Linked DNA regions of Mus musculus: all the other regions are linked to region 1. The links are chromatin loops, found by intact Hi-C in ENCODE. Cell type or tissue: left cerebral cortex. All regions are shown on one strand. Region 1 has its middle 7.4 kb from the start of Elp6. Region 2 holds the start of Dhx30 (DEAH (Asp-Glu-Ala-His) box polypeptide 30). Region 3 holds the start of Smarcc1 (SWI/SNF related, matrix associated, actin dependent regulator of chromatin, subfamily c, member 1). Region 4 overlaps Dhx30 (DEAH (Asp-Glu-Ala-His) box polypeptide 30). Region 5 overlaps Smarcc1 (SWI/SNF related, matrix associated, actin dependent regulator of chromatin, subfamily c, member 1). Region 6 overlaps Cdc25a (cell division cycle 25A).

Region 1 (5,000 bases):
TCTCTCTGTCTCTGTCTCTCTCTTCTATTCATTGAGGTCATCTTAAATATTTTGTAGTTCCAGTCTTCATGACTTTCACAGATTTGTCAAGTTTATTTTATTTTTTGTCAAGTTTATTTTATTTTATGTTTCTAAACTATCATAGATGTTTGTTTGTTTGTTTGTTTGTTTTGTTTTGGGAAAAGGTCTTACTGTGTAGCCCTGGATGGCTTGGAACTTACTATTATAGACCAGGAACTCATAGAGAGTCACCTACCTTTGCCTCCTGAGAGCTGGGATTACCATGCCATAAATAGTACTTTTTCTTTTCGATTTCTTTTTTCTTTTCTTTTTTTCCCTTTTTTGTTTTTGTTTTGTTTTGTTTTGTTTTGTTTTTTGAGACAGGGTTTCTCTGTACATCCCTGGCTTTCCTGGAACTCACTCTGTAGACCAGGCTGGCCTTAAACTCAGAAATCCGCCTGCTTCTGCCTCCCAAGTGCTGGGATTAAAGGTGTGTGCCACCCTGCCCTGCTCAATTTTTGTTTTTGAAACAGTCTCATTATGTAGTTCTGGTTAGGCCAAAACTTGTTATGTAAGCCAGGCCAGCCTTGTATTTGCCTGCTTCTTCACCTCTAGTGCAGTGATTAAATGAATTTGATTCTAGGCCTGGCACAATTTTGATGATGGTGGTGGTGGTCTGGGTGTGGGTGTGTGCCACCAAGTACATGTGGAGGTCACAGGACAACTTGACGATATCAGCTCTCTCCTACCTTTCCATGGGCTTGGGGATTAAACTGAGGTCACCAGACTTTCATAGTAAATATCTCTATCCAGGGAGCCATCTCTCTAGCTCCAGTGTTTTGCTTTTTGTATGTGAGCTGCTAGGGAGTCTCCCATATGCTGGGCAAGTACACCCCTAGTTATCCGTGTTTTCATTTGTGTATTTTGATTTACCCCTCATCCTTGCTAAACCCATTAATTCTTGTAGCTTTTAAAAGGCTCCATTGAATTTTCTGCGTAAATGACTATAGTGTCAGTGAGTAGAATAATTTTATGTCTTTCTTCCCCACCTATGTACCTTTTATTTATTTTCTTACTTAAGGACATGAGCTGGAAATGGTGAAAACATATACATTCTTGTCTTGTTTCTTTCCTTTTATTTTTATTTTTGGTTTTTTGAGACAGGGTTTCTCTGTCTAGCCCTGGCTGTCCTGGAACTCACTTTGTAGACCAGGCTGGCCTCGAACTCAGAAGTCCACCTGCCTCTGCCTCCGGAGTGCTGGGATTAAAGGCGTGTGCCACCACGCCCAGCTCTTGTCTTGTTTATTTCAAGTGAAAACTGTTAGTTTTTCATCATGAAATAAGATTATAGTTGCAGGCTCTTCATAGCTTCGATTTATTAGATTGAAAGAATTTCCTCCTAGTTCTGCCCCCTTAGTCTTTCTGGGCTTCTTTCCCTGGCTTTGGGGAGCATCTTCCTATACTGAACACTTGAGAGCCGCCCTCTGCAGACTCCAGGCTCTCTCTGTGTCCCAGTGTCTTCTCGGGTATGCTGTCCTAAGAACTCTAAGTGTCATCTGGGCAGTGGTAGTGCATGTCTTTAATCCCTGAACTCAGAAGGATCTCCAGCCTGGTCTGCAGAGCGAGTTCCCAGAGAGCCAGGGCTGCACAGAGAAACCCTGTCTTGAAAAAGAAAAAAAAATCACAACCACAAAACAAACAAACAAACAAACATCTTTGCTTCCCCAGCCCCTTAGCTACAATCTTTCCAACTCAGAGATGGTTCTGGGGGTTGAACAGGTAGCTCACCAACTAAGACACTTGCTGTTTCCCAAAGCCATAAACTCAGTTCGCAGCACTCACACCTGTGTGTGGTATCACCTCCACGGGATCTGGTGCTCTTTTCTGGCCTCTTCAAGTGTCTACACTCATGGCAGATACATTGGCATATGCAGACACATTAGAAAATGATAAATGGGCCTGGGTGGCATTGACACACACACACACACACACACACACACACACACACACACACACACCTTTAATCCCGGTACTCAGGAGGCAGATCTTTGTGAGTTTGAGACCAGCCTGGTCTACAGCGCAAGTTTCAGGACAGCTAGAGCTACACAAAGAGAAATGTTGTCTTGAAAAAAAAAAACAAACAACAAAATAGTAACAAGAACAAGAACAACAACAGTAATAATAAAGAGAACAAAAAAGTGATGATGATGATAGAGGCTAAAGACACGGCTCCAGGTATAAGAGCTGGATGCTCTTCCAGATGGCCTAGGACCAGCATTCACATTATGCCTAGGGGATCTGACACTCCTGGTGTCTCCTTTTCTGACCTCCACAGGCACAGGCACAGGCACACATGTGGTGTACATACTTAGATACAGGCAAAATACATACATACAATTAAATCTTCAAGAAACAAAATAGGCGCCGGGCGTGGTGGCACACGCCTTTAATCCCAGCACTTGGGAGGCAGCGGCAGGCGAATTTCTGAGTTCTAGGCCAGCCTGGTTTACAGAGTGAGTTCCAGGACAGCCAGGGTTACACAGAGAAACCCTGTCTCAAAAACAAAAAAAAAAAAAAGCAAAAAATAAAATAAAATAAGAAACAAAATAGGCAGATAGGCAGGAATGCCTTTAATCCTAGCATTGGAGAGGCAGCATCAGGAGGACCCCTGTGAGTCTCAGTCCATCCTGGTCTACATAGAATGACATACCAGCCACAGATACACAATGAGACCCTGTTCATGCTGAAAATAATGAGGAGGGGGAGGGGGAGGGGAGGGAGAGGTAAAGGAGCAGGACTACTAAAGCATCTAGTCCAGGCCTTGTCAACTTCAAAGCTTTTCCTCTCATGACTGTGCCCTTGAACTCACCTCTCTGACAAACACTTGGTATTGTCACGTTGTTTGCCTCCTGGGCACAGCATTTGCTTCTGCCATCTGTCTGGGATGGAGCTGAAGGTGAACTTATAAACCACAGCTGGCTAACAGAGCTGGAAGAAAGTTGGGCCATTTCTTACATGCCCACCAGAGGGCAGCAGACATTCGCTAATGCTGCCGGGTTAACAAATCCTGAGGCTTGATAGAACAGAGGTCATGTGCGGCTCCCAGGGACAACCACACAGCTCTCTTAGTTCGCCTCTTTTTAAATAAAGATGTCTGTGTGTCTGTGTGTTTGTCTGTGTGTGTGTCTGTCTTTGTCTGTGTGTGTGTCTTTGTCTGTGTGTGTGTCTTTGTCTGTGTGTGTTGCATGCATGCATGACCTTGTATCACATGTGTACCTGGTGTCTTCAGAGGCTAGAAGAATGGATTGGATCTCCTGAAGCTGGAGTTACAAATGGCTGTGAGCTGCCATGTGGGTGCCAGGAAAAGAACCCAGGGTCTTCTGGAAGAGTAGTCAGTTCTCTTAACCCCTCAATGGTCTCTAGTCCCAAATTAAAAAAAAAAAAAAAAAGACTTATTTTTATTATTTTAAATGATGTGTGTGTGTATGTGTGTGTGTGTGTGTGTGTGGAGCATGTGGGTAGGTAAGTGTGCTGAATATAGGGGCCTTGGCTGTCAGAGGCACCGGATCCCCTGGGTCCCTGGAGCTGGAATTAGCGAGGAGAATAACCTGATTGACATGCGTGCTAGGCATGAAACTTGGCTTCTCTGGAAGAGCAGCTCTGGAAAAGTGCTCTTTACTGCTGAGCTGGCTCTCCAGCCCCAGAGGACAGGCAGGGTTTGTCTCTTTTTCTCATTAGTATATTGTTGGAGCTTGAATACCTGTAATACATAAACATGGTCCAGTGGTCCTGAGTTCAATTCCCAGAAACCACATGGTGGCTCACAACCATCTGTAATGGGATCCGATGCCCTCTTCTGGTGTGTCTAAAGGCAGTGATAGTATATACACACAAATAAAATGAAGAGATAAGTTTTTTTTTAAACCCATAAACATAATAATGAAGGAAGGAAACAAGGACCCATGGTCAGTTTTCTAAGGTCAGAGGAGAACAGACAGGAGAGAGAATTCCAGAGAATGGAGAAGAACAGTTTTGCCAGGCTTCCCCAAGTGATGGTTTAAGGGGAAAGAAATGTGGAAGGAAACTCTGGAGTGAGCTAGAAACAGGAAAGGCCTGGGCAGGGTCCTGTGCTCAAACTGGACACTACAGAGTTCTGGGGAAAGCTGGCAGGAAATCTCCCAGAACTGTGTACCTCACTGTGTACCCCATAGGACAGACGAGCATTATATTTTATTTTATTTTATTAATCTATTAATTATATAATTAATTTTATTTTTTGATTTTTTTGAGACAAGGTTTCTCTGTGTAGCTCTGGCTGTCCTGGAACTCACTCTTTAGACCAGGCTGGTCTTGAACTCAGAAATCTGCCTGCCTCTACCTCCCAAGTGCTGGGATTAAAGGCGTGCGCCACCACTGCTCAGCGAATTTTTTTTCTTAAATTTTTATTACCTTTTAGAGGGGTGGATGTTGTAGCAAATATTACTTGGTAAATACCCCACTTATATCATTTAGTTCCCAAATAAATGACATAAAAGCCTTTATATTTTATGATAAGCCTTAAAGCACTAGAGCTGGGCAGATACCAACCCTCTAAGCTATTTTGTTTGCTTTGCTGTCTTGATCCCTTAGATATTATTTGCCGTATGTTCCCTTTGGGCTGCTTCTGCTTCATCAGGCTAGCCCTTGTGGCTATTTGCTCACCATCCTCCCTACCCCATGTCAACCTCCTCCTTCTTCTTTTACATCCTCTCTCTGAGACCCCAAGGCTAGGAACCTTTGCTAAGCCCCCTCTCTTCTGCCCAGCCCAGGCTGTAGGCATCTTTATTAGTCAATCAGGGATAACTTTGAGGGCAAGGTTGGTATACTTGAGAATTTCCTTGTTCCTGACTGGGGCAACCAGATCTTGGGGTACAGAATTTATCATTTGAATACAAGCGGCACCAGACCAATCCCTTACAGGTTGGTGTGGATGTACCGTGGTACATGTGTGGAAGCCAGAG
Region 2 (5,000 bases), 180 kb after region 1:
AGGCCAGCCTAGTGTAGAAAGGGAGTTTCAGGCCAGCAAAGGCTGTTATACAGAGAAGCCCTGATGTGTGAGTGGGTGGGGCCCCCACAGCACAACATCATGTATATGGAGATCAAAGGACAATTTTCCCAATTTGGTTTTTTAAAAAAAAAACATTTATTTATTTGTATTTATATGAGTACACTGTAGCTTTCTTCAGACATATCAGGAAAGGGCATAAGATCCCATTAGAGCTGATAGTGAGTCACTATGTGGTTGCTGGAAATTGAACTCAGGACCTCTGGAAGAGCCGTATGGTGCTCTTATCCACTGAACCATCTCTCCAGCCCCCCCACCCCAATTTGGTTCTTTCCTTCTACTATGTGGGCTCTGGTGATTGCCTTGCTGGTCCACTTTAATATATTTATATATTTTTCTGTGTATAAATATTTGTCTGACTATGTCTATGTCTAGGCAGTACTGATAGAGGAACAATTAGTTTCCTTGGAACTGGAGCTGCAGAGGGCTGTTAGCTTCAATGTGGATGCTAGGAATTGAACTTGGGTCTTCTAGAAGAGCAAGTGCTCTTAAGTGCTGAACCATCTCTCCAGCACCCACTTTCTACTTCATTGTGGGGACAGTCTTTCAATGGAGCCCAGGCTGGCTTCAGACTTGTAGCAAATGGGGGTTAATCCACACAGTACTACACTCAGAAACTTTGATCTATTTTCTGTAAAAGCCTACACATTTATTTAATCTGTTGGCCATAGTGAGCCATTGTAGTCTCAGGACATACTTCTCGACCAACACTCTTAGCACTCAGCAGTGGGCAAGCCTTCTCTTGTGTCCCTAGCACGTCACACCTTTCTAGTATTTATCTCTTTCCTTTGGCTCCCCCTTTTCCTCTTTTCTACTAGGATACTAGGCTTCCTGAGGCTAGGGTCATATTGTCTACATACCTGCCTATAAATAGCAGTCTCTCAAATTACCAGCACAAGGATTTGTTTGCCTGTTCGAGATCCAGTCTTGGATAACTCAAACTGGTCTATATGAAGCTTGCCTTGAAGATCCTGTTTCTATAGGGATTCCAAGTATGTACCAAACATGTTGGGCACTGCAGGGATTTCTATGTTTTGTTTTCAAGAAGCAATTCTTTGTTTCACCTCCTTCATTTCTCCTAGCCTTCTGTGCAATCTAGCAGGAAAATAGCAACTAGTATACTTTCCTTCCTTCCTTTTCTTTCCGTCTTCATTTGAAACAGGGTCTATGTTGCGCTGACTGGCCTGGAACTCTTCAGATCAGAGATCTGCATGTCTCTGTCTCCAGAATGCTAGGTTTAGAAGCATTTCTTGCTATGCAATCCTGGTTGGCTTCTAATTCCCAGTTGTCTTGCTCCAGCTTCGGACCAGCTGAAGTCACCTGTGCTGTGGCACACAGCTAACAATACATTTAAATGGCTGCACAAAAAATAGCATAGGAAAACGGACTGGAGATATGGTTCAGTGGTTATGAACACTTGCCTGATTAGTAGTTTTGTTGTTGTGTGTGTTTTGGTTGATTTGACACAAGCTATAGTCATTTGGGTAGAGAGAACCACAATTGAGAAACTGCCCCCACCAATCTGGCTTTTAGGCAGGGTGGAGGTTTTGGGAGGGTGCCTCCCCTGGGGAGATAGTAAATTCTGGGGCTGTTGTATCAGCCATGAGGCAGTAAGCAAGGGTTCCTCCATGTCTTTTGTTTCCATTCCTGATATGACATTACTCAGTGGCAGGTTGTCACCTATAAGGTGAGAAGTGGTATTTTTACCTCAGCAATAAAAAACCTAAGATAACAGCTGGCCGACAACAGCCTGTAACTCCAGCTTCCAAGGATCTGATGCCATGTCACTTGGTACCACACACATGCACATAGAATTTTCTTCGTCTGTTTTAAATTACGAGCTATTGTATTAGTTCTCCAAATATCACGAAAGGGCACATCCTCAAATATTGTCTTCCCAGCTGTGAACTACTGCCCAACGCCACTGAGTTTCCTTTATCGACGGCGGATTTCATTGAACCCATGCTTCACTCTGTTCAGAGGACAAACAGGCAAACCCCCTCCCCTCGCTCCTGAGTGTCGATGTGGCCTAGACTCGCAGTCGTCCCTCACCACAACCCCCCGAAGCCAGCAGCAAGCGCTACCCTGTCCTTTGCCTGGTTTATGTCTCTGTGAGGCAAAATCGCTCACCTCCCTAAAAGTGCAGAAGACCAAGGGGAGACGCAGGAGAGAAAAGGCGCGACGGACACAGAGCTGCGGCTGGGGATGGAGAGATGAGCCTGAGATGGTCACCCGTCCCCAGCTCCCGCCGGCTCTCGCCGGCTCCCACGGCACAGGCCACGCGCGTCCCCGGCCGCTCCGCCGGAAGTCCCGCCTGTGTCTGGGGCTACAGCCGCGCTCCCTCCAGCCAGTGCCCGGGTGCAGGCGCAGACTGACTGTCTCGCGCTGTGGGCTGAGGAACACTAGAGACAACCTAGGCAGCCGAACCCATCGCGAGCCCCAAGGCAGCGGCAGCCCGCACAGAGAGCCAGGCCGAACAGAGCCGGGGCCGCAGGTGGGACTTCCGCCTCGGGACCCGGAAGAGACCGCGCCGTCGCTGGTGGGAGTTGTAGTCCGGCCGTAGTTGGGGGGGCCCGCGGCTCATGCGCCGTGCACCGAGGCTTGTTTCACATCTGTAACAACAGGTGAATTGGGCTTTTTATTCTACCCTTTCGCGCCCCTTGAAGCAGCCTGACACGGTCGGGGGTGGTCGGCGCGAGGAGGGGTCCCGAGTCCGGCTAGCGGCCTGGCAGAGAGTGGGAAGGAGGAGCTGGCGAGCCCGAGGAGCAGGCCGGGCATCCTAGGCCTGCCCGGGAAGCCGGCCGGGCCGAGCCGTGGGCAGCCAGGCCTCGGCCTGCCGTTGCCATGGAGCCGGGGCGGGGCGGGGGCCAGACCGGTCCGCCGGGGCGGGCCTCACTGCCAGGGGCTCAGCGGAGGCCGAGAGAGGCGGCTTCATTGGCTCGACGACGCCTTCGCCTCAGGGGATGCTCGGTTTTCCCCAGGCTGGGCCCGGAGGAAGTCTCCGGAGTGCCCGAGACCTTTGTCTGCCCCTCCTCCCACTGTGCGGGTCAGGACCGTTCCTCTAAAGGGAGGCCTTGGTGCATTTTTGACTCTTCTGGTTTGCCTCCTTTTGCACCGACCTTGTCAGTGGGGGAGGCTAAGGGGTGAGGTGTTCTTTGTTTGCTGGTAGTGACTTGTCCCATTTTGCAGGGGAAGACCTAATGCATGGTGGGTCCTTTGTTTGCAGTGAAGTGGAGTTCCCAGGGGTCTTCAGAATCCTCAAGCCAAGAGTACAGCGTCTATGTGCTTTCTAGATAGTCCTTGTGTAAGCAATATTGGTCTTTTAATTGCGGCTTTCCAATGCAGAGACTGTTCACCTTACAACCCCCAGTTCATGGGTGTTCGCCATGCATGGTAGCAAATAAACTGCTGCCGTCCAGCTGCAAGGTCTCAACTTGTTTTTGGATGCAACCTACTGGCCAGAGTAAAATTACACCTTTTCTAATGATTTTCCTTGCAACGGTTTCTTGGAATGCAGTGACCCCAGCGCCATGTGCCATGCACCTCTTGACTACATCTTATAATTTATACTTAAATCTCAGAGTCTGACATTTCCAGGCAGGAGAACTCTTTCCTGATTTTATTATATATTATTATTTAGATTTATGATAATGCTTTTTACTTCTACATTTATATATTCTTTGACAAAGTTTCTATGTAGGTGTACCCCACCTGACACCCAAAGATCAAACTTTTCAATATTTTAATTTATGAAGCTATAGTCCAAAAAGTTTTATCCAGTTTTGGACCCCACTTATTCTTTCAAAAAATGAACATGATATATGCAGAATACAGGTTGATATGTAAGAAAAGTCGTGTAATAGAAACGTGTAAACCATGGGGTCAGAGTTCATTCGGTCCTGATGCTATGGGATCCTGGGTAAATTAGATATCTGTGCTTCAGTTTCTTTCTCCGGGAGAGAATGTTCTTCATAGGCTAGCTTCAGGGATTACATGAGGTCAAGTCTATGGGCGTTCTTTGTAAACTGTAAAAATGTTTTTGAGAATTTTGAGGGTATAATTTTCCCAGTCTGGAAGTATCATTTTAGATAGATTGGTATTATAGCCATTATGGGATTAGAAAAGCAAAGGGGCTTTTGCTCTGAGCTTGGAGAAAATGTTCTTAACATTTCCTTCACTTGATCTTAGCCAAAAGGCCGAGAAGCGATTCTTAACATTTTCTTAGGGATGCTCTGTGGCACAGTTCACATTTGGTGGGTCTAGAACTGGTCAGGGGCCTCTTGAGTGAGGCTATTGTGTTAAACCTTTTTAAAGTTAGTACATTGATGTCTATGATTGGTATAGTTTTGCCTCTGAGTGAAGGTTGCCAGTCCAGTGACCTTACCTTGTTATTTTCCAGGAGGCCCAGCCTCGTGATGAGGAATAGCAAGGAGAGAATTCAGCTCCAGTTTAAAAGCCTGCAAAATCAGAGCCCCTCCCTGCTTTTATAAGGTAAGGTGACTTAGCCCTGCTCATAGAGCCACGGTGTGCGTTTTGCTCTTCCACACCATAAAGCATGTAGCCCCCTTAGGAATAGCGTTCATTGTTACTGGCTTGAAGACATCCTGTAAGCAATCTACTAGAAGTTGTGTTTCCTCACAAGAAATTTTGACTTATTAGAATTTTATGTATCTCTATAAATTATATTTGATTGAATCAAATATTTTTTTAAAAACATTACCACATTATAAGAGAAGCACGTTTCTTTTGGATCTCTGTGAAATGTTCTAGAACACGATAAAATGAAATGATTTGATATCTTGAATCTCATATTTTTTGAGATGAAGACAGGAAAAGACTGTGGTATATGAAACTTTGTTGACAAGAGAGGATCCAGAGACTTTAAAAGCAAAACTCTGCTGGGCATGGTGACTCCTGTCTGT
Region 3 (5,000 bases), 160 kb after region 1:
CTGGCCTGACCTTTACAAGCCTGCTGTGTCAGGCATGTGTCCATACACATACAAGCACACATAAGTAAATAAATTTAAAATTTTTAATTCACACACACACACACACACACACACACACAGAGTACTCTAACAGACAAGTATCAGTATAGACAACACAGCAGAGAGCAACCATAGCAGAATATTACTTCTCCATGATTGTTGCAGAATATACAAGAGATTAAATGGCACAGCCCAAAAGAATTCCACCACTAAGCTGAAGATGACAGCACACTCCAGTAATCCCAGCTCAGGAAGTAAAGGTTCAAGGAACAGTTCACGGCTAGCCTCTAATACAGATAGCTCCAGGCCAGCCCTGGGCTCTGTGAGACGATGTCTCAAAAACAAGGCGGATGTCTCAAAAACAAGGCGGCGTGGTGGTGCATGCCTTTAATCCCAGCACTCGGGAGGCAGAGGCAGGTGGATTTCTGAGTTCCAGGCCAGCTTGGTCTACAGAGAGTTCCAGGACAGTCAGGGCTATACAGAGAAACCCTGTCTCAAACAAACAAACACCTCCTCTGTACAAGTTGTTCCCCCTTCTCCCTATATTGCCTGGCAATAGTAAGGGAAATCAACTAAAAGCAACACCTAAAAGTACAGAAACTGGAGATGCCTACTAACAAGTTCATGCACTTACAGGTAGTTTGGTGAAAGCTGGGTTGGTGACATGCTTCCCAAAGGCATCTTCTTGGAACTGTAGAAGCTGCACCACCAGTCCAGCTAGTGTTTTATTGGTAGGAGCATCTGCATGAACATACTGCAAGATAAAGAAAGACATGGATTTAAAACCTGGTACAGCTAATGCTGGAGAGAAAGCTATGTTATGTTAGTTCCTAGTACTTACTAAGTAACAGTACCATAGCACCACATTTTAGGTGTACAAAGTTCATTCTCCACTATAAAGAATCATAAAAACCCATCATGTACATACTTAGAGGCAGAGCATAAATGCTAATGAGATGGCTCAGCAATCAAGACTATATGCTCTTACCAGCACCCAAATGACAGTTCAGAAATGTCTGTTAACTCCAGTTGGAGATCCCACGACCTCTTCAGGCCTGAGGATACCAGTCATGTATGGAGTACACAGACATACTCGCAGGAAAAGCACCCATAAACACACACCCACACACAAAGAAAACCAGGCTGGAGAGATGGCTCAGTGGTTAAGATGCTCTGCCAAAGGACCAGCACCAACATGGCGGCTCACATCTATATCCACAGTGCAAGAAGATTCAACACCCTCACAGAGACATACATGCAAATTAAAAACAATACACATAAAGTAAAAATAAACAAATCATTTAAAAAAAGGAAAACCAATGGTAAAGACAGGAAGTAGTTTTGTGACAGGGGAAGTGTAACTAATGAATTAACTGCAAAACCTTTGATAGAGCTGGAGGGAAGGCTCAGCACTTGAGTCCATGGCTGCTCTTCCAGAGCACCTACATTCGATTCCCAGCACTCCATGGCAGCTCAAAACCATGGTCCAGATGATCCAAAGCTCTCTTCTAGATTAGACATACACCAGACAAACTCTGGTACAGAGACATGCACGCAGGCAAAACAACCACACAGAGAAACTAAAACCAAAACTTTTTTTTTTTTTTGAGTCCACCACTGTGGCTCATCCTCATAATCCCAGAACTCTAGACTTGAAAGCAGGATCTGCGGCCCACAAAAGGAGCTCTGGGGCTTCGGAGCAGTGAGTTTTGGTTTTTTGTTTTGTTTTTGGAAGTGAAGTCTTATAGCCCAGGCAGAAAGAAAAGAGACCTTTCATGTCTCACTTGTTTCATATTAATTGCTGATATTTAAATTTCTGTTCTAGTGCTGAAGATGGCTCAGAGGATAAAAGACTGCTTACTGTTCTTCCCAAAGACCAGAGTTCAGGTCCCAGCACCCGGATAATACAGTTTACATCCGGGTCCAAGGAATGAGACGCCCTCTGCTGGCCTCTGTGGACACTGACATGCATGTTCCGCACACAAAGAAACCTTTACATTTGTATGTCCTAAATACACTGTAAAATGCAATAGAAATAATTAATGAACCAGTGTGTGGCCCATGCCTACAATCCTAGGCGAAGACAGGAGGCAGCTCTTTCTAAGTCTGAGGCTAGTCTGGACTAAATAGTGAGATGGTGTCAGAAACGGGAGAGCAGGGAGAGGAGGAAGAGGACAAAGTGTAAGGTACACCAAGCAGAAATAAGTCAACTGTATTTCTGACTTCAAAGCTTTAGAGACATGACCACTTCTGAAAACACCAGTGTATTACCAAAGCAACCCAAGCTCCCTGTCAAACACAAATAGGCTTCACTAAGCTGCAGACACTGAATGAAATGGTTCAGACTAGTCTGTCCCTTTTTAGTTTTTTAAGACAGAGTCTGATATTGGTACTTGAGGCTTGTCTTAACCTTCCATCCATACAAAGGATGGCCTTGAACTTCACACCTCTCAAAAGACTGCAGCAGAGAGCCACCAATGCCTGGTTTTGGTGGCTCTCTGCTGGGTGCTGGGGTTCAAACTCTAGACCTAACCCATGCTAAACAAACACTCTACAAACTGATTTAAATCCCCAGGTCCTAGTTTAACTTTTCATTCATTCAACAAACACTAAACAACTATTATGCAAGGTGAGACAGTTAAATGTCAACTATGAGCCAGGACATGGAGATGCATTTTCAGGCTTGTAAATCTCAACACCCACTCTGGGTCCGCAATGGGGTAACCACTACTACTTAATTTAAGAGTAGAGGAAGTGTTTTGGATGTTTCATCATATCAACTAAGGGATTCATTTTTCAACATTTATATAAAGGTGAAATTTTACTAGAGGTATTATTGGGGCCAGTGAGGTGGAAACACATGGGTAAAAGCACTTGTCACAAGCATCAAGATCTAAATTCAAGCCGGGTGGCCCATGCCTTTGATCCCAGCACTTGGGAGGCAGAGGCAGGCTGATTTCTGAGTTCGAGGCCAGCCTGGTCTACAAAGTGAGTTCCAGGACAGCCAGGGCTATACAGAGAAACCCTGTCTCTGAAAAAAAAAAAAGTATCTAAGTTCAATTCCTGGACCAGTATGGTGTTCGAGGAGAATTGATTTGCTTAAGTGGACATGAAAACAGGAGTTGTGTGTACCCCTCCAAAGTAAATAGTTGTAATTCTTTTTAAAGTGTCAACAAAGGGTTAATTCACGACTTTTGTAAAACAACTGACTCAGCAGAATTTGCATTCTAAAGTACGGGAAACACACTTTTCCCAAAAAAATTAACATTGCAAAAAATATATATATGATAAAAACTAAGCTCTCGCCAGGTGTGGTGGCGCATGCCTTTAATCCCAGCACTTGGGAGGCAGAGGCAGGAGGATTTCTGAGTTCGAGGCCAGCCTGGTCTACAAAGTGAGTTCCAGGACAGCCAGGGCTACGAAAAACAAAACAAACAAACAAAAAAACCTAACTCTCGCTTGTACTCACATCCTTACACACCACCTAAAGTACAATGAAGTGGAAAACCAACACTTTTAATAGTTCTATATCAATTGTACAATACAAGGTTTAAACCTACATGAATCCACAAGGCCAGTCATCCAAGGTCCCCTACTAATCCACATAGGGTAGCAAGCCCTTAGTTACCTAGACGCTCAACAACTGGTCTCTAAACAAAACTTCAAGATACTTTTATTAGGATGGGCTCTTTGTTCACACACCTAAGGCAGCTAACAAAAGAACAGAAACACACGCTCTGCGACTCTGTCCAGTTCCACCTCTCCTGCACATAAGAGAGAGTGAGATGGGGCTTCCCACGCGAGTACGTGGGCCCCAGAGAGCCAGCAGCTGGGGCCAGGTCGCCGCGTGCCTAGTCGCCCGCGGGGGCGTGGCAAGCGCCGAGCCGGCCTTTGTTGTCCCTCGTGGCGCGCGGAGGGGGGGGGGGAGGGGCGGCCCCAGACATGCGAAGCGGGCAGCCACCATCAGCCCCCGTCGCGTGGCTCCTCGGTCCCCACGGGCGCGCGCGAACCCACCTTCTTGTAGTGCTTGCCCAGCCAGACTCGCACCGAATCTAGCTGGGACACCGTGTCCGGGCTCTCCCAAAACTTGCTGGCCGGGCCCCCGTCCTTCCTCCGGTACACGGCCAGCCCGGAGGCCGCCGCCGCACCCCCTGCACCCACGGCGCCTGCTGCTGCTCCCGGACCGCCACCCGCTGTCGCGGCCATAGTCACCGTCCGTCGTGTCTACCGCCCGGCCTAGCCTGGCCCTCGCGGCGTTTCCCGTTCGCACCCGCGCGCGCGCGCGCAGATGCCACCTCCTCCTCCTCCTCCTAGCCCCGCCCAGCCAACCCTCTTCCGGCGCCGAGGCGCGGCCACGCCCCTTCTGGACCCTAAAGCTGCAACGAACAGGCACTGAGAGCGGGCGTACGCATGCGCAGCACGCCGGTAGTCCCCTACGGACTGAGGCTGCCCGCCTTTTCCTCTGGTCTCTCGGAACTGAGCCTCAGCCTCTGCTGTTGGTAGACACTACGAATGACTCTTCCGGGCCCCGTTTGTCTATTCGTTAGGCGGTCAACAATCTCAAGGAGGTTCTGTATCTCTACTAGAAAAAGCGGTCTAGGGTGTGCAGTGCGAGCCGAGCCCCACCCCACCCCACCCCCCCGCGTACCCGCCCCCGAGCGCTAGTAAGCAATTCCTGCTAGTCCCGGAGGCCGCGTCGGTTTGGGGACCTGCATTAAAGACCTAGTCTTTCTTGGGGCTTCATTAATGTTTCTCGAACCACATCAGATGGTTTCTGCTTAGTCGGCCTAGCTCCAGCTACTTCTGCGACCTGGACATTATCTTCCTTTGTGATTCGCACTCTCTCAAATTCATCACTTTAAAAGTATTCCAGAAAACCAGTCCCTGAGTGAACAAGTGATCACAATTACCCAACGGTTTTTTTTGTAGCTCTCTCTTCAACCTGGTGTTTTTATCATCCG
Region 4 (5,000 bases), 200 kb after region 1:
AAATGACTTCATCCTTGGGATGAAAATTGGGCTATTTATAGTCTTTGAGGACCATTTTTGAAACTGGTTAGACTTCTGTCTGACAAAGTAATGAGCCACACTGCCATATGCAAAGCCCTTGGGGAATCATGTGTTTTTTGTTTTTTTTTGTTTTGTTTTGTTTTGTTTTGTTTTTTCGAGGCAGGGTTTCTCTGTATAGCCCTGGCTGTCCTGGAACTCACTTTGTAGACCAGGCTGGCCTCGAACTCAGAAATCCGCCTGCCTCTGCCTCCCGAGTGCTGGGATTAAAGGCGTGCACCACCACGCCCGGCGTGTTTTTTGTTTTTAAGACAAGGTTTCTCTGTGCAGTCCTGGCTGTCCTAGAACTCGCTCAATATATCAGGCTGACCTGGAGGTTGGAGGTATTTGGCCACTGTCTGGCTTATTTGTGTGGATGTTTTGCCTTCATATTTGTCTGTCCACCATGTGCATGGTGGCTCATGTAGGCAGGTGGTGGTTGTGTATGTCTTTAATCCCAGGACTTGGGTGGTAGAGGCAGGTGGACTTGGGTGGCCTTAGGCAGGTGGGCCTAAGGCCAGCATGGTCTACAGAGTGAGTTCTAGGACAGCCAGGGCTATACCTGTCTCAAAAACAAAGAAGCAAAAAAAAGTCAGAGGCGCATGTTGGCCTCAACTTTTTATTTTCTATTACCAGAGATGACTTAGAACTCCCAGTCCTCCTTCCTCCATTTCCCAATGTGGGATTCAGAGACGTGCTCCCACTATACAGTACTGATGCTCAAATCTTGTGAACATGATTAATCTAAACTCCATCCCCAGACCTGGTTTTTGTGGTGTTTTGTTTGTTTGTTTTATTTTTTGATGCAGTATATAACCCACGTTAGCCTAGAACTTCCGTGGAGACCAGGCTAGACTTGAACATGAAGCAGTCAGTCCTGCTGCTGCATCTGAGTGCTGAGTTACAGGCAGGTCTCACCACACATTTGGTTTTCCAAGACACAGTTTTTCTGTCCTTGGCAGTCCTCACATGTACAGAGATCTACCTCCCTCTGCCTCCCAAAGGCTGGGACTAAAGGTTTGCACCACCGCAACCAGCTTAGTAACATGGTTTTTTTTTCATTAATTAATTAATTAATTTAGGTTTCTCCAGACAGGGTTTCTCTGTGTAGTCCTGGCTGTCCTGGAACTCACTCTGTAGACCAGGCTGGCCTCGAACGCAGAAATCCGCCTGCCTCTGCCTCCCAAGTGCTGGGATTAAATGTACAAACACCATGCCGAGCAGTGATGTGTTTTAATGAGCTCTCTAGGGGATTATTCAAGTCATGGCTAGAATGAAACACATTTCTTCTTCCCAATTTAGACAACTTAAACTGCCAACCACCCAGCAAAGCTTTCTCCCAAGGTCCAGAGACATTGATGTCCACCCTCAACATAGTCACTGCTTTCAGATCTAATTTCATTCCCAGCCCTCCCAAGTCCTCAGAAGCCTTAAGAGACAGAAGAAGAATAAAATCCAGGCACAGTAGTTTGGAAGTAAAATTGCAGCCTTCACCCAAGTGAGGAAGAGCAGGTCTCCACTCTTAACTGTGGAGTCGGCTCAGTTTCTTGGCACAGTGCTTTCTCCCTTGACTCCAGTCCAGGGATTAAAATCAGTTTATATTTAAGAGGTCTTCTCTATCTATTCTAGAGTCTTCACCAGGGTTACCTATAGGAGATGGGTGCCCTGCTTAGCACTGTATCAACAACCAAGTCAGGCATTACAAAGCAGTTTGTAAGGAATTTACCATGTGTAGGACCTGGAGGGAACTTGGCTCGGTTTTTTGAATGGACGTTGAGCAAATACCTAGCGCTATTTTCTAAAATCATCCTATTCCCTTTCCTGGTTGAGATCCAGATGCCTAGTCTGTGGTTTGGATTTCCAGGTGAGGAGGCTTAGGCTGTGGTATGCATCCTAGCTGTAGCCTAGCTTTCATGCTCTCAGGTCGGCACCGAGTCCCCCCGGCCAGCAGAGGGCGTACGGTAATGCTGCCAGTTGCTGAGCCCTCGAAGGTACTGTCGCGGTCTGGGGCCGCAGGGACTGGTGGGATCGCGATGGCGGCTGCCAGGCGGCTCATGGCGCTGGCTGCCGGCGTCTCTCCGCGCCTCCGGCCGCCGGATCCCCTTGTCGCTTCCGGGCGACAAGGATGTTCGCGCGGCTTCTCATCAAGCTTTGTCCGCTCTGATGGCACTCAGGAAGCTGCCGAGGTCGAATCAGAGGTGGCCCCTAGCGAGCCTGGGGAGGGTGACGGAAGCATGGTGAACGGTGAGGATAGTGAAGCTGAGATTTGGCTCCGATGTCCTTGACTAGGGAAGACAAGCAAGGGGTGCGGGACAGCGCCCGGTCAAGGCTTTATTCTGGAAAGTAGTTTAAACTTTTTACATCTGTGAGTCTCTGCCTTGCTGTTAGAAAGCCTGGTGTGTCTTAGGTCCACCTAGAACCCAGCACACCTGCATGTAGATGGATGGGGGCGAGGCGGGGGGTGGGGGGAAGAATCACTTAAATATCCTACTTCTGCCAGGTTGAGTGGCATTGAGGGTTAGCTCTGACATCATGATTAGTACATCATGGCCATTAAGATAGGTGGAGTGAGCTCGCTGGCCTTTCTTTACCCATCTTGAAGATCTGGGGGTGTGGTGTCTGTGCATATCTACTTAGCATAGGGCTGCAAGATGGGTTCAACTCTCCTTGAGTCTGCTTAGGAACTGTTTATAACTACTTGGTTCTTACATGATTCATAACACAGCATTTAGGAGAGTGGTCCAGGCAGGACCCTCCTATTGTGCTAGTTGACAGAAATCTGTTCCAGATAAATATCCCAAATTAGATAACCAGGTTATTCCAGAGTTTTGGAGGAATATTTTCAAAATTTAGCACTGGTGAAATGGGTCCTCTGGTAAAAGCGCTTGCATACAAGTCTGGTAGATAATAAACTCAAATTCCAACCCCTTATCACAGTGGAGGGAGAGAATAGGTCTGCCAGGGCTAACCTCTGACTTCACGTACATGTGTACACACATATTAATGATTTTTTTTTTTTTAATTAGGGTCTCACTCTATAGCCCTGGCTGGCCTGAAACTCAGAGATTCACATGTCTTTGTCTCCCAAGTGAGGGGATTAAAAGTTAACACCTGCTCAGCAATAAATGAACTTTTAAAAAGACATAAGAATTAAATACAGATCCTATCTGAACATGGCTGGCATTCTCAGGTTCCCCTTGAAGAATACTCTATCCACTGCTAGGTGAAAATTTCTCAAATAATTATGATGAAGCAAGTACATGGTACTCTAGATCAATTCCACTGTGGAGTAATATAAGCTTAATGTAATGCCACACATGACAGTGGCAAATGAGGAGACTTCTGAAGCCTTCTCTCTAAAGATTTCTGACTCTGTGTGAATGGGCACTTCATTTTGTTTTGAGTTGGGCCATATTGCCTCTTTGTGGTCCAACTAAGCCCTTGTCTGGCAGGAGCTGCTGCTAGATGAGATATGGCAGACATTTTTGTTTAGAGGTTAATGTCGAGAATAAGTGGAAGGGAAGGGATGGCCTCCTGGTGTCTGATGCCCCTTTCCGGTATGTCAGGGAGATAGGCGGGGTGGCTCATGCTCTGTCTTGGCTGGGAGCCTTTCTGTGGGCTCTAGAGAGGACTTCGGCAGAGGGCTGGGGTTACTTGCGAGTGGAGGCATGATCTTGAGCATCTGGGTCTCACCCCGCTCTGCAGGGCCTGCCTGTCCTTCTAACTCTGCACTGCTTAGGGGGCCTTGAGCTCTCCTGCATAGATGTGGAAGATACTTTGGTTTTGTTTGTTTGTTTGGATTTGTTGTTGTTGCTGTTTTTCAGACAGGGTTTCTCTGAATAGCCTTGGCTGTTCTGGAACTCACTCTGTAGATCAGGCTGGCCTTCAACTCAGACATCTGCCTGCCTCTGTCTTCTGGGTGCTGGAATAAAAGGTGTGCGTAACCACCACTTGGCGTTTTGTTTGTTTTTTGAATACCCTCTTTTAGACATCAGACTCACAGAGTTTATTGACTAACCAACCCAGGACTCCTAACTCCATTGAGTGCTTGGGGGTCCCGAGCCAACATCTTCAGCCCAGAGTGACTTAGATTGATACACACACACACACACACACACACACACACACACACACCTACCTACCTACCTTATGGAGTTTCGAAAGAAAAAGAATTGTAATTATTCATTCTTATTTTCTTAGCTTCTAGGGACCTATTAAAAGAGTTTCCGCAGCCTAAAAACCTTCTCAACAGCGTGATTGGAAGAGCCCTTGGCATCTCACATGCAAAAGACAAGTTAGTCTATGTGCACACGAATGGACCGAAGAAAAAGGTAAGTATTGATGGCTAAGTGAAACACTGGTTTGACTCACAGAAAACTGGCTACTCTTCCCTTTCAGGGTTTTTTTTTTTTGTTTGTTTGTTTTTTGTTTTTAAGATTTATTTATTTTATTTATATGTGTACGCTGTAGCTGTCTTCAGGCACACCAGAAGAGGACATCAGATCCCATTACAGATGGTTGTAAGCCACCACATGGCTGCTGGAAATTGAACTCAGGACCTCTGGAAGAGCAGTCAGTGCTCTTAACCACTGAGCCATCTCTCCAGCCCCCTGTTTTTGTTTTTTAAAGAGGCCAAAAAATTCTGTTTTGTTTTTGTTTTTGTTTATCTGTTTTTGTTCTTCTAGACAGGGTGTCTTTATTCCTGGGTGTCCTGGAATTCATTTTGGAGACCAGCCTGGCCTTGAACTCAGATCTGCTTGCCTCTGCCTCCTGAGTACTGAGATCAAAGGCATCTGGCACTGATCTTTTGCTTTTTGTGGAGATAAGGTTTTGTGTAGACTAGGTTGGCTTAGAACTTACTCTGTAACAGGATCTGGCCTTGGATTGCTGGTTTTCCTGCCTCCACTTCCCAGATCCTGAAGGTATTCTATACACATGAAAAA
Region 5 (5,000 bases), 100 kb after region 1:
TATTCACAGAATAAAATAATTCTAAACAAAACAATAAAATAAAAGTCTCCAAGAAAGCCAGGGAGGTGTGTATGCACCTTTAACTGAAATACCGGGGAGGGAGAAGCAGAGAAAGCTCTGTGGGTTTAAAATCTTTTCTCCAAAACCCAAAAAGCAATGAGTAACCAAAGGAGAAACCACATGCAAAACAGTTAATAAAGCATTCGTGTACAAGATAAGCAGAAATGAGAACCAAAAGGAATCTGAGCTGAAGCCAAAATTAGCTCTTTCATGGATTGGTCCAGAAATAGCAAAGAGACTATACTTAAGTGAGACCCAGAAAAGGGAAGCTCACAGAAGTGACATTGCATACTCACTCATCAGCAGGGACTCTCACACCAGGTAATGTTGCAAGCCCAAGTAAAACCTGACACACAAGCTTTGGGGGAAACTACATATCCTAACACACTGCTAACCACAGGATTTGTTTACACACAAATTTACAAATGAGAAAGAATGTGTAAGGTTGGAGAATGTCAGTGTTCCAGATCAGAAGAACAAATCTGAGGAAGATACCATCAAGGGCAAAGCTGGTGATGTGGTCCATGGTCTTGCTATGTCACCTAATCCAACTATATGCCCAGCTACACTGTAGTTAAAAATCTGTATCAGAATTCTAGGAAGTATGCAAGAGTGTACATAGATGCTTTAAGTAAGAGACAAAGGCAATGATCCATTAAGAATGGGTACCTATACTGGATTGTAATCACACAGAACTTATTTTAAAGAGTAGATTAAACAGCTTCTTGGCTCTTATAACACATGGATAAATTGGAAAACAAAATACTGAACATAAAAAAAAATTCTCAAAAGTCTAAATATTCCATATTTTACAACATCTAAAACCCAGCCAAAATCATACTTAACATATGTTGTTTAATTGCATCTATGTGATGAAAGCAATTTAAAAGTATACAGAACTTCACTTAAGATACAGGGCTTCTATTACTAAGAGCAGAAGGTGAGATGAAAAAGGAGAAAGAGAATGATCAGTAATGCTCTGATCTTAGTTCAGATTTTAAACTGGGGCTTTTAGCTTGGGGCGCCGGCCCACACCTTTAATCACAGCCTTCCAGAGGCAGAGCCAGAGGCAGGTGGATCTGTGAATCCAAGGCCAGGATGGTCCACATAATGAGACCTTATCTCAAAACATATGAAGACATACTAAGTTGTTAAGATCGGAGAAGGCTAAACAGAAAATGTCACTAAAATCTTACCAAGTCCTTAATGGTTCCAGGGCCAGTTATGACCTATCTGGAAGACATTTAGACCAGGCTGGCTTTAAACTCAGTGATCGAGGTGCCTCTGCCTCGGGTGTCAGCACTAACAGTCCTTAACCCTCTTGAACGGATCCAGTTGGCCCCTTGTCCACGTGAAGACAGACTTAAGACACAAGACTGTTCAGGAGCTTAGTGAACAATCTGCTAACTGTCAGTCTTCCTGTTCATCCTGTTTGCCAAAACACGTCAACATGCTAAAGATTCTCTAAGGAATAGAGCTGTAAATAGTAAAGACTTGAGACCAAGAATATAAACAGGATTTACGATAAGATGTCTGACAGACCAGACAGACCTTCAGTGCCCGCTGACTACTTGCTCATTCCATCCTCTTGGTGAAAGTTATGTCCTTCAAAAAGGACTGAAACTGGTAAGATGGCTCAGTGGGGAGTGGCACCACTAAGTCTGACTGAGGGAGGAGCATGTGGTGCTACTGCACCCGGGCCACAGAGGAATGGTAAAGATGGATGCTGGGAGAAGTGAAGAGATGGCAAAGTGGTTAAGAGCACTCATCACTCTTTAGTTCCCAAAACCCACACTGGGTGGCTCAAATCTGCTTGTAATGCTTACTCCAAGGTCTCCTACACTGTCTTTCTGTAAGCTACTGGCACTTGCACTCACTCGCACTCGCACACGCAAACATAAATATATATTAAAAAAAAATATATTTTAAAAAAACTGATCTTCACTCTCTTAAGGAAGTTACTTAAGAAAAACATCTTTATCTCTACAAAATACATGCAACCTACTTCAGGTCCACAAACCATGTTTCCTACAATCTAATTTAAAATAATTAAACAAATGTTCTTTACTTAGATACTTACATATTACACTGAGGCCTTAGATTACCAGTAGGTTGCATAATGGTAATGGGAAGAAATGTCTGTCTTCTGGCCTCCATGTACCTACCCATGGTTACAAGCATGTACTAACACTACACATATCACATACACACAGACATATACACACACCAACTTAGATCTATCATCAGCCACATGTACTTAATAACTGATACTGCTTGGCTACCAGGTACTGTATTTAGCTCTTGCTTTCTCTGCACCAATCCCCCCTTGTTTACCCCACAAAAATGGGAGGAGAAAAATATCATGTACTAAATCTTAGAGGCATGTTATATTGATCGTTTTGACTGCTTAAATGTAAGCAACCCCTGTACTTTTACATATTGACAGGAAATACAAGCATCTATAAAGCGAATGCTGCACGCAGCAGTGACTCACCAAGCTTCTCTGGCTCGTCAGGCCCTGTGCCAGCAATACAGCTGCTCTCCAAGCCATAGGTGGGGTCCACCTTCCCAGAGGCTCTTGCAGCTTCCTGTACTTTCTTGACATGTGCTTCAACCAATTCCAGGGGTACTTCTTCTCGGACACGAGAAAACTCCTCTGATTCAAGATCACAGAGAAAATACCTTAATTTTGCATAGATATTTGCTCCTGTGTGTGACTTATACAATCTGGCACAATAGCATCAGTTTGTTTACAGTGAGCTCATTGGGGCAAAATATAAAATGAATCAATCCAATCACTTCTCCAGGATTATGATTATATCCAAAGCATTATAGTACCTTCTTCATTATACTTTAAAAAAAAATGTGTAGAGATCTATTAGTAACAACTAAAATTTCAAGTCATAATTTTACCACCCTGCTGGCTAGAGTGGTAACTGTAAAAACACCAAGAATCAAACAACCTTAAAAATATAAATCCTTTAACATAAAAAAATTAAAATTTATATATTGCAAAAATATTAAGCAGCTTCCATTCTATAGCTCCAACCAATATCCTAATGTCACAAAACATGTATTTTCCTTTATACATGTGTGAAAACAATGTGGATGTACATGTATGTTGGTTGAGACAAGAGCCACTGTAGTCCAAGCTGAACCTCAAACTCGTGATTCGTGTGCCTCTTCCTCCCAAAAGCTGCATTCATTGGTGTACGCCAACATATCCAGCTGCTCTATAATTCTACAAATATTCTATAGGCCAGAAACAAGGTTCAGCCTGAATGGACACTTGTGGCCAGGCGACAATCCAACTCACGAGACACATGTAGTAGGAGAGAGCTCACCGTCCCACTGCTAATCCTCTGGCCTTTCGAGACATATCATGGTGAGCATGCACACAGAAATAGACTTTAAAAGGTGAAAGAAAAACAAATGTTCTTACAACTGTATTTTCACACATTAATTTTTATGAAGCACATTATCCTTGTGGCTTGTTTTTATGATTTATAAAAGAGAAATGTGAATTAACACAGCTGTATTCTTAAAAACATTTGTATGTATGTGTGGGAGTGAGCTTGTGTCTGGCTGTAAGTCTGCGGGCTCAATCCAGTAGGCATCTACAGACTAGTGGCTGACATCAAACGATTCTACCAGTTCTCCCTTCATGTCCGAGTTACCGTCTCTGACAGGGTGACAGGTGAGGCCGTCTAGTTCTACCTCCCAGGAGAAATGCTATCCAAACACCCATCCCATCCAAACTCAGATCCCCCTGCTTCCGTAGCAGAGTTGATACACCTGAGGCAGACCTGGTAATAGTTGAATGTGAGGCCAGACTTCAGTGCTGGAGAGGGAGCTTCCACAAGAAGTACATACCCAACGCTGCTTTTGCTGCAGCAGATGCTACACGGGGGTCAACGACAGATGCTAAAAAGGCAACAGTGCTCATCACCGGGTTTCCCGACTGGCTGAAAGGGACAGGCTGGTAAGCCAGTGGCCCAAGAGAAGCATCTGAATTTTCAAGGTAAGGGTCCTCAATGGGAAGCCTCAGAAAGTGGAGGATGCATTCGTCCTGAGTACGGCTTCCAACATGTTCTGACACTTTATTCCAATCGTCCTTGTACATCTCCAGAGCCTAAGTGAAGACAGAAATAGATCGGTAATATCAAATAACAAGGAAGTAATACAGAAAAGAAGAAAAACGAAGCCAGTGCTCTTTATTTTGCTTCTGTGTGGCAGGGTCTCACTACGTGATACAGACTGGTCTTAAACTTCTACTAATCCTGGCTTACAGGCTCTACTGCTCTATAAAAGGCAAAGCCAGACTTGCCAAGATTCTGCCAATAGTATTTCTAAAAAAATGTTGGGTAGTGATCTAGTTGTGGTGGCACATGCCTTTCAAACCCAGCCCTCTGTAAACGAGACACAAGTTTTAAAGATAACAGAGTGGACAAGATGCGATTTCAAACTACTAACATAAATGATTATTTGTACATTAAGATAAAAAGGTAACATGAAGCCGGGCGTGGTGGCGCACGCCTTTAATCCCAGCACTCGGGAGGCAGAGGCAGGCAGATTTCTGAGTTCGAGGCCAGCCTGGTCTACAGAGTGAATTCCAGGACAGCCAGGGTTACACAGAGAAACCCTGTCTCGAAAAACAAACAAACAAATAAACAAAAAAGGTAACATGACAGTTGACCTTATAATAAGTTGTCAATCAGGCAACAAAAAAATTAATATAATACTTTCATATTATAAAATAGTTTTTTAACTGGATCAAAATTGTCTACTACAAAACTTCCAAAGAACCTACTCTGGGTGGTAGTTAATTACCACTGAATATCTAATTATGGGCTAAAAGTGTAACAGAAAACAAAAATAACGCTTATATTTCTCAAATAGCAATTGACAATTTTAAATTGGAAAAATATTTTGAATGGTAA
Region 6 (5,000 bases), 410 kb after region 1:
TTGCCCAAGGTCTTAAGGTTTTCTCACAGGATCCCAGTTCACCAGTCCTGGCCCGTCTGCTGTCAGTTTCTGCCTCAGTTATTCACCTTGTCTGGCTCTTCGGGTTTGCTTGGGATGAGTTAATGTTTAGAGCCTGGCTATTTCCCTACAGCAGGCACCCCAGCCATCTAGGCTACCTGGCTAGTCCACTGTTCACACCCACCCTGGCTATCTATAGCCCTCCCTCACTTTCCCCCCAATATTTCCTTTGAAATACCAAGCAAAACAGTTGTCAGGATAAAGACCACCTTTAGTTTCTCTCCTCCTGTTTCCCAGGGACTGGCATGTGTAACTGATGCTGGACAGCCCTCTACCACCGAGGTCCACCCCAGGCCTTGGAATCTCTTTGAGATCAGGGCGGTCCTGAATCTGATATCCTCCCACCTTGGCCCAAGTACTAAGAAATTTACATTTAAAAAACTTACTTGGTATGAACACACACACCACAGACTATATGTGGGAGCCAGAGGATAATTCATGAGTTGTTTCTCTATCATGTGGGGGATGGCCTTGAATGCCAATCCTCAGGCCTTTAGCAACCCAAGGACTAGGCTGTAAGACCACATGGAGTACTGAGAAAACTATTTTAATAGGTCCCATCATGCGACTCTGACTGACCTAGAAGGCCATTTCATCCTGTCAACCGCCTGTTTTTGGGGGATTGTTTCGGCTATTCCTAAAGGCAAACTGAATTTTTTTTATTAATATCCTCTTGAAGAAATATGGCTGGCTTAATTTAGCTATGTGACCCTGGGACCCTAAAGGCAAATGAGACTCCCAGTTGAGTATATTAGGAACTAGGCAGAGAACAAGGGTTCAAGATCACTTTTATTTGCAGAGCCTGCAACTGTTGGTTAACAATGCTAGCTATGCTGGTACAATCTGCAAGCCATTCTCCTGGAAAGCATTCAGCTAACAGAATCTCTACAAACCAGACCAGGGACCAACTGGGACATACTTCAACACGCCAGGGAAGGGGCTGCTCATTCCCTTGCTCTCCACATATTTTCAAACAAGATTTGTTTAATAGCCAAATGCAACTCAAACCCATAACAAAGCAACTAGCCATCTTCAATATCACTGATTCCCTCCCCGCCCCCAGAATAGAAAGCAGAGGGAAGAGGGGAGACTCTTCCTAAGAAAAACCTGGCTAGACCCCAATGGAGCAAAGATAGCAGAGAGGCTGGTGTCCAAGGATATCAACAGGCAGGCACCAAAACAGGCTGTGCAGAATCAAAGCAGCCTGGCCCCTCAGACGAGAGGTGTTTCCGAGAGCCTCACTTCCATGGGATTAGATTAGGGGGTAACTGATGTGATTCACCACTCTCTGACCCTCAAATTAAAACATGATAAACTCTGAACCTTTGACTTCAAAATTTACTACGCCCTCCTGAGAAATTCCACAGTTGTCTGTAGGCCAGGATACATAACAGCCTGGGCTTCCCGCCCCCCTGCTCACCCTTGGGTGCCCACCCAACACTGATTGGATATTCCGACTCATAAAATGACTTTTTTTTTTTTAAAAGGACATTCAGTGGGCATGCTCCTCCCTCACTCTGTGGACTCCACTCTTTCATGCCCCCCCTCTTCCACCTTGGGGCACACTACAGCATTCCAGTACTGGCCTGATGGAAGCTGCCTAAAGTGCCTTCCTGTGACTCCTACACCAGCCACTGTCATGGGGACGTGGGGTGAGGAGTGGAGACAAGACTTTCCCCGAGGAACACTGCAAAATGCAGAAGTAGGTCTGGGAAGGTTAGCTTATGTCCTGTAGCCAAGCCTGGATCTGGTGCAGGCTCTTACCAGCATCTCAGTCCTTGACTTTGAGTAGCAGCAATACTGGTCTGCAGCGCCTCCTAGGGGTGACTGAGCTCCTTGCGCTGTTCACAACTTAACAAGTTTGCCTTTTTCTTATCCCTGCCCCATTTTTTTTTTTTTTTAAATTAAAAGTAGAGGTAGCTCCTAGGATGATAAAACTCTACCTAGAATGGCAGTATTTTGACTTAATGAAGCAGAAAAGTAAAAGTCTTGAATTAAAACAATAATAAAATAATTGATGAAGCTGAATAAATTAAAGTTAAGAGTCATCCACGAGGCCCTCTCCTCCCTTCCAGCCTATCTTTGGTATTTGGCCAGCAGCACTTGGGCGGCTTTTCTCTCCTCGTGACAGGCCAGGGTCTACCCAATAAGGCCTTCTTCATGGGATGCTCAGTGAGAGCAGCCTAACACGGTGTTGCAGACTCCAGTCTGTGCTGTGCTTGTCCAGCTTTGGCAGACAGTCCTGACAGGGAAGGACTCTTACAGAACAGAAGAGTGTAACGGCAGGGTGCCCTAGGCTCCAACCTGGGAGTGTAGGAGACAGGTCCAAGGAATGGAAGGCCCAGGTCTTTCTCCAGGTACCGTACAGCTGGCCCCTTTGCTTACTGCTCTGCAGCAAAGGGAAAAGGGACGGGGCAGAGGGAAGCTCAGGCTGCTACCATTTGGCTTCAGAGCTTCTTCAGGCGACTGTACATCTCTCTTTTGCTCTTTTCTCCTGCCCAGGTCCGGCTCTTGGTGCGGAACTTCTTTAGGTCTTCTTTAAAGTCTTCATGGTGCATTGGCCGGTAGCTGGGGGGTTCACAGTGAGACTAAAGGAACAGGAGAGACACGGTCAGGATACGCCTGCCTCATATCATCTGGCTTCCTCTGCCTAGAGCTGCAAGGCTGGGAAGGCAGCAAGCAGGTGCCAGTGAGCAGGAGCCTGGCACTTAGCAGATGCATAGTGCGCCCCCAGACCCCGGCAAGCAGCAGCCACAACCGACCCAATGGCCCAGCATGGGGGCGTGGGGACATGCTCACAGACATCTCACCTGGCACTTCAAAAAGAACTCCTTGTATCCCCCCTTCAGGACATACAGCTCAGGGTAGTGGAGCTTGGGGTACTCATTGCCGAGCCTATCTCTCTCTCTCACATATCGGCACCTAGTGAAAAGAAGTGAAGGACACAGTCGGGTCACCTCCTTCAGGCTAGGGGACAGGACACAACACAGGTGGTGTCCTGGCACTCCTTCCACCTGCCTGCTGCCGACACCATCTGCAGCAATAGCTTAGAGCCAGCGTGCTCTCCATTCTGTCCATGGTCCCCTCATTCTGCTCCTCTCACCCAAGTAGAAGTCTTCCTTCTTGTGCCTTTAAACAGCCGAGGCCTTCTACTTCCCCGGTAGCTACTAGAACCCCGTGTCTCTCTGCACTCTGCCTGAGCGGCACGAAAGCCACAGTTTTCAGTGTCCTACTGTGTGCCGCCTCACATCTCATTCACCCCACTCGTCTCCTGTCCTCTATCTGGGAGCTTCCACTCATTGACCTCATTTTGAAGGACTTGTGAACATTTTGTACAATTCTAAGTTTTTAAAATATGCTTGTCTGCCTCCTGTCTACTCTGAAATGTCCCTCCAGGAAGCTAGACTTTTGGTTTGCTATGTTGTTAGTGTTAAATAACAATAAGAATTTGAGAGTGGATGCAAGCCCCCACTATCTCCATTCATGTGTGAATATTCAGTCCTACTCAAATGGGTGGGTTGTTTTCTTTTTTGTTGTTGTTGTTTGGGTGACAGGATCTCACTATGTCACTGTAATGAGATCCTGTAGTAGTCTAGACTGACCTTGAATCTGAGTGCTGAAATTAAAGGCATGCGCCATCATACCTGCCCTTGAACCCAGGACTTCACAAATACTAGAGAAGTGCTCTATCTGATATGAGCCACACTCCTAGCCTAACAGTACGTTAGTGTGCTTCTTATAGGATCGCATGCAGCTCAGGCTGGCTTTACACTTCTGATCCTCTGCCTTAGCTTCCCCAGGGCTGGAACCAGACATGCACCACCATGCCAGATGCTGTTTTAGAGTATCGCCAGCACATCAACATCTGCAGAGGAAGCTCTCCAGACTTTTCTGCCCTTTGCTTAAGGAACAACTGCTTGGACGTTATGAGACTAGTCGGTAGAACGCAATACAGTGGGGGAAACTGGGAGAGCCGAAGTAAAAATCAATATAAAGGACCAACAAGAGTGAGTCATTTGGAAAGAGGCTGAACCCATGGTGATACTACAAAGTTACAACTGGTATCACCGTAAGACTGAACTGGAGAAGCCTGAAAATCATTTGCAATCAAAACGTAAAGGTTAAGTTCATCAACTACATTCAAGAAATATGTCTGGGCTGGGTGGTAGTGTCACAGGCCTCTATACCCAGCACCCAGGAGGCAATGAAGATGGATCTTTGGGTTGGAGGCTAGCATCATCTACATGTCCTGAGTTCCAGAACATTTAGGACTCAACAGAGAAACACTACCTTGAACCCCTTCTCCACCAAGAAAGGAGGAAAAATGTTTGGGAGAGCAAGATGGGTAAAAGCTGCTCAGAAATCCACACAGCAGAGCACTCCCCCAAGCTGACTTCTGAACTCCATATACACACTATGGTAGGGCACTTTGCGCGTGCACAAAATAAAAAAAAGTATAAAATAAATACTAATCGTAAAAATGTCTATTTGGCCGGGTGCCTAAATCCCTGAGGCCAGCCAGCCTATTCTACAGACTGAGTTCCAGAATAGCCAGGGTTACACAGTGAAACCCTTTTTTGAAGGGGAAAAAAAAAGGCTGTTTGAAAGACAAATCAGTGGACAGAAGTCCAACTAAGGGAAACTATGTTATAATAGGAATTATAGTTTCCACAAAAGCCATGTATACACATAATGTGTAGACTGGAGCAGCACTGGAGCGCCTTGTGACTTTGTGAAAGGTGCCTGTGTTAGGGTTGTGACGTGTGCCCTGCTCTCCACTGTCAGGAAGCCTCCGCCCCAAAGCCTTATTCTCTGTGGTACTCACATTCGAGGGCCTCTTTCAGAGGAAAACTCACAGTGGAACACGACAATGACACGCTTGCCATCAGTAGGCACAATAGGGTTCTTAAGTAAGAAGTCTT

Evidence for each region. Hi-C counts contacts between places; a loop is a spot of excess contacts. Peaks named below come from ENCODE experiments on the same cell type or tissue, not always from the same donor. Only the 100,000 strongest peaks of a DNase experiment are listed, where the experiment ranks them.
Region 2: a loop joins it to region 1, with 3 times the contacts of the local background. A loop is called at or near these places in 8 of 42 quality-filtered maps.
Region 3: a loop joins it to region 1, with 2.9 times the contacts of the local background. A loop is called at or near these places in 2 of 42 quality-filtered maps.
Region 4: it touches region 1 in a loop (5-fold over the local background); 8 of 42 quality-filtered maps call a loop at or near these places.
Region 5: a loop joins it to region 1, with 3 times the contacts of the local background. A loop is called at or near these places in 9 of 42 quality-filtered maps.
Region 6: it touches region 1 in a loop (4-fold over the local background); 14 of 42 quality-filtered maps call a loop at or near these places.

The regions. Positions count from the first base shown.
Region 1 is chr9:110,295,321-110,300,320 of GRCm38, reverse strand. No RefSeq gene overlaps it. Among named protein-coding and RNA genes, the nearest start is that of Elp6, 7.4 kb to the left of the region's middle. In left cerebral cortex, a CTCF peak has its summit at 3,018 (motif pointing right); a DNase peak (open chromatin) is centred at 3,028; H3K27ac peaks cover 322 bases.
Region 2 is chr9:110,115,060-110,120,059 of GRCm38, reverse strand. Dhx30 (DEAH (Asp-Glu-Ala-His) box polypeptide 30) reads left to right here and starts at 2,444. Exons shown (of 23, transcript NM_001252682.1): 1 at 2,444-2,702; 2 at 4,478-4,569; 3 at 4,899-5,000. It also overlaps Gm10615. In left cerebral cortex, no CTCF peak of the experiment used is centred here; DNase peaks (open chromatin) are centred at 2,614 and 2,872; H3K4me3 peaks cover 2,439 bases; H3K27ac peaks cover 1,962 bases.
Region 3 is chr9:110,131,362-110,136,361 of GRCm38, reverse strand. Smarcc1 (SWI/SNF related, matrix associated, actin dependent regulator of chromatin, subfamily c, member 1) reads right to left here and starts at 4,338. Exons shown (of 28, transcript NM_009211.2): 1 at 4,054-4,338; 2 at 674-793. The coding sequence starts at 4,245. In left cerebral cortex, a CTCF peak has its summit at 1,992 (motif pointing left); a DNase peak (open chromatin) is centred at 4,405; H3K4me3 peaks cover 1,806 bases; H3K27ac peaks cover 1,068 bases.
Region 4 is chr9:110,098,117-110,103,116 of GRCm38, reverse strand. It overlaps Dhx30 (DEAH (Asp-Glu-Ala-His) box polypeptide 30), which reads left to right. Exons shown (of 23, transcript NM_001252682.1): 6 at 4,258-4,388. Among named protein-coding and RNA genes, the nearest start is that of Dhx30, 17 kb to the left of the region's middle. In left cerebral cortex, a CTCF peak has its summit at 2,012 (motif pointing right); DNase peaks (open chromatin) are centred at 1,627 and 2,024; H3K4me3 peaks cover 1,068 bases; H3K27ac peaks cover 317 bases.
Region 5 is chr9:110,195,345-110,200,344 of GRCm38, reverse strand. It overlaps Smarcc1 (SWI/SNF related, matrix associated, actin dependent regulator of chromatin, subfamily c, member 1), which reads right to left. Exons shown (of 28, transcript NM_009211.2): 20 at 3,934-4,192; 21 at 2,555-2,716. Among named protein-coding and RNA genes, the nearest start is that of Cspg5, 46 kb to the left of the region's middle. In left cerebral cortex, no CTCF peak of the experiment used is centred here; DNase peaks (open chromatin) are centred at 301 and 2,579; H3K27ac peaks cover 753 bases.
Region 6 is chr9:109,889,745-109,894,744 of GRCm38, reverse strand. It overlaps Cdc25a (cell division cycle 25A), which reads right to left. Exons shown (of 15, transcript NM_007658.3): 13 at 4,904-5,000; 14 at 2,889-3,000; 15 at 855-2,666. The coding sequence ends at 2,526. Among named protein-coding and RNA genes, the nearest start is that of Mir7089, 2.6 kb to the right of the region's middle. In left cerebral cortex, a CTCF peak has its summit at 1,881; a DNase peak (open chromatin) is centred at 1,882.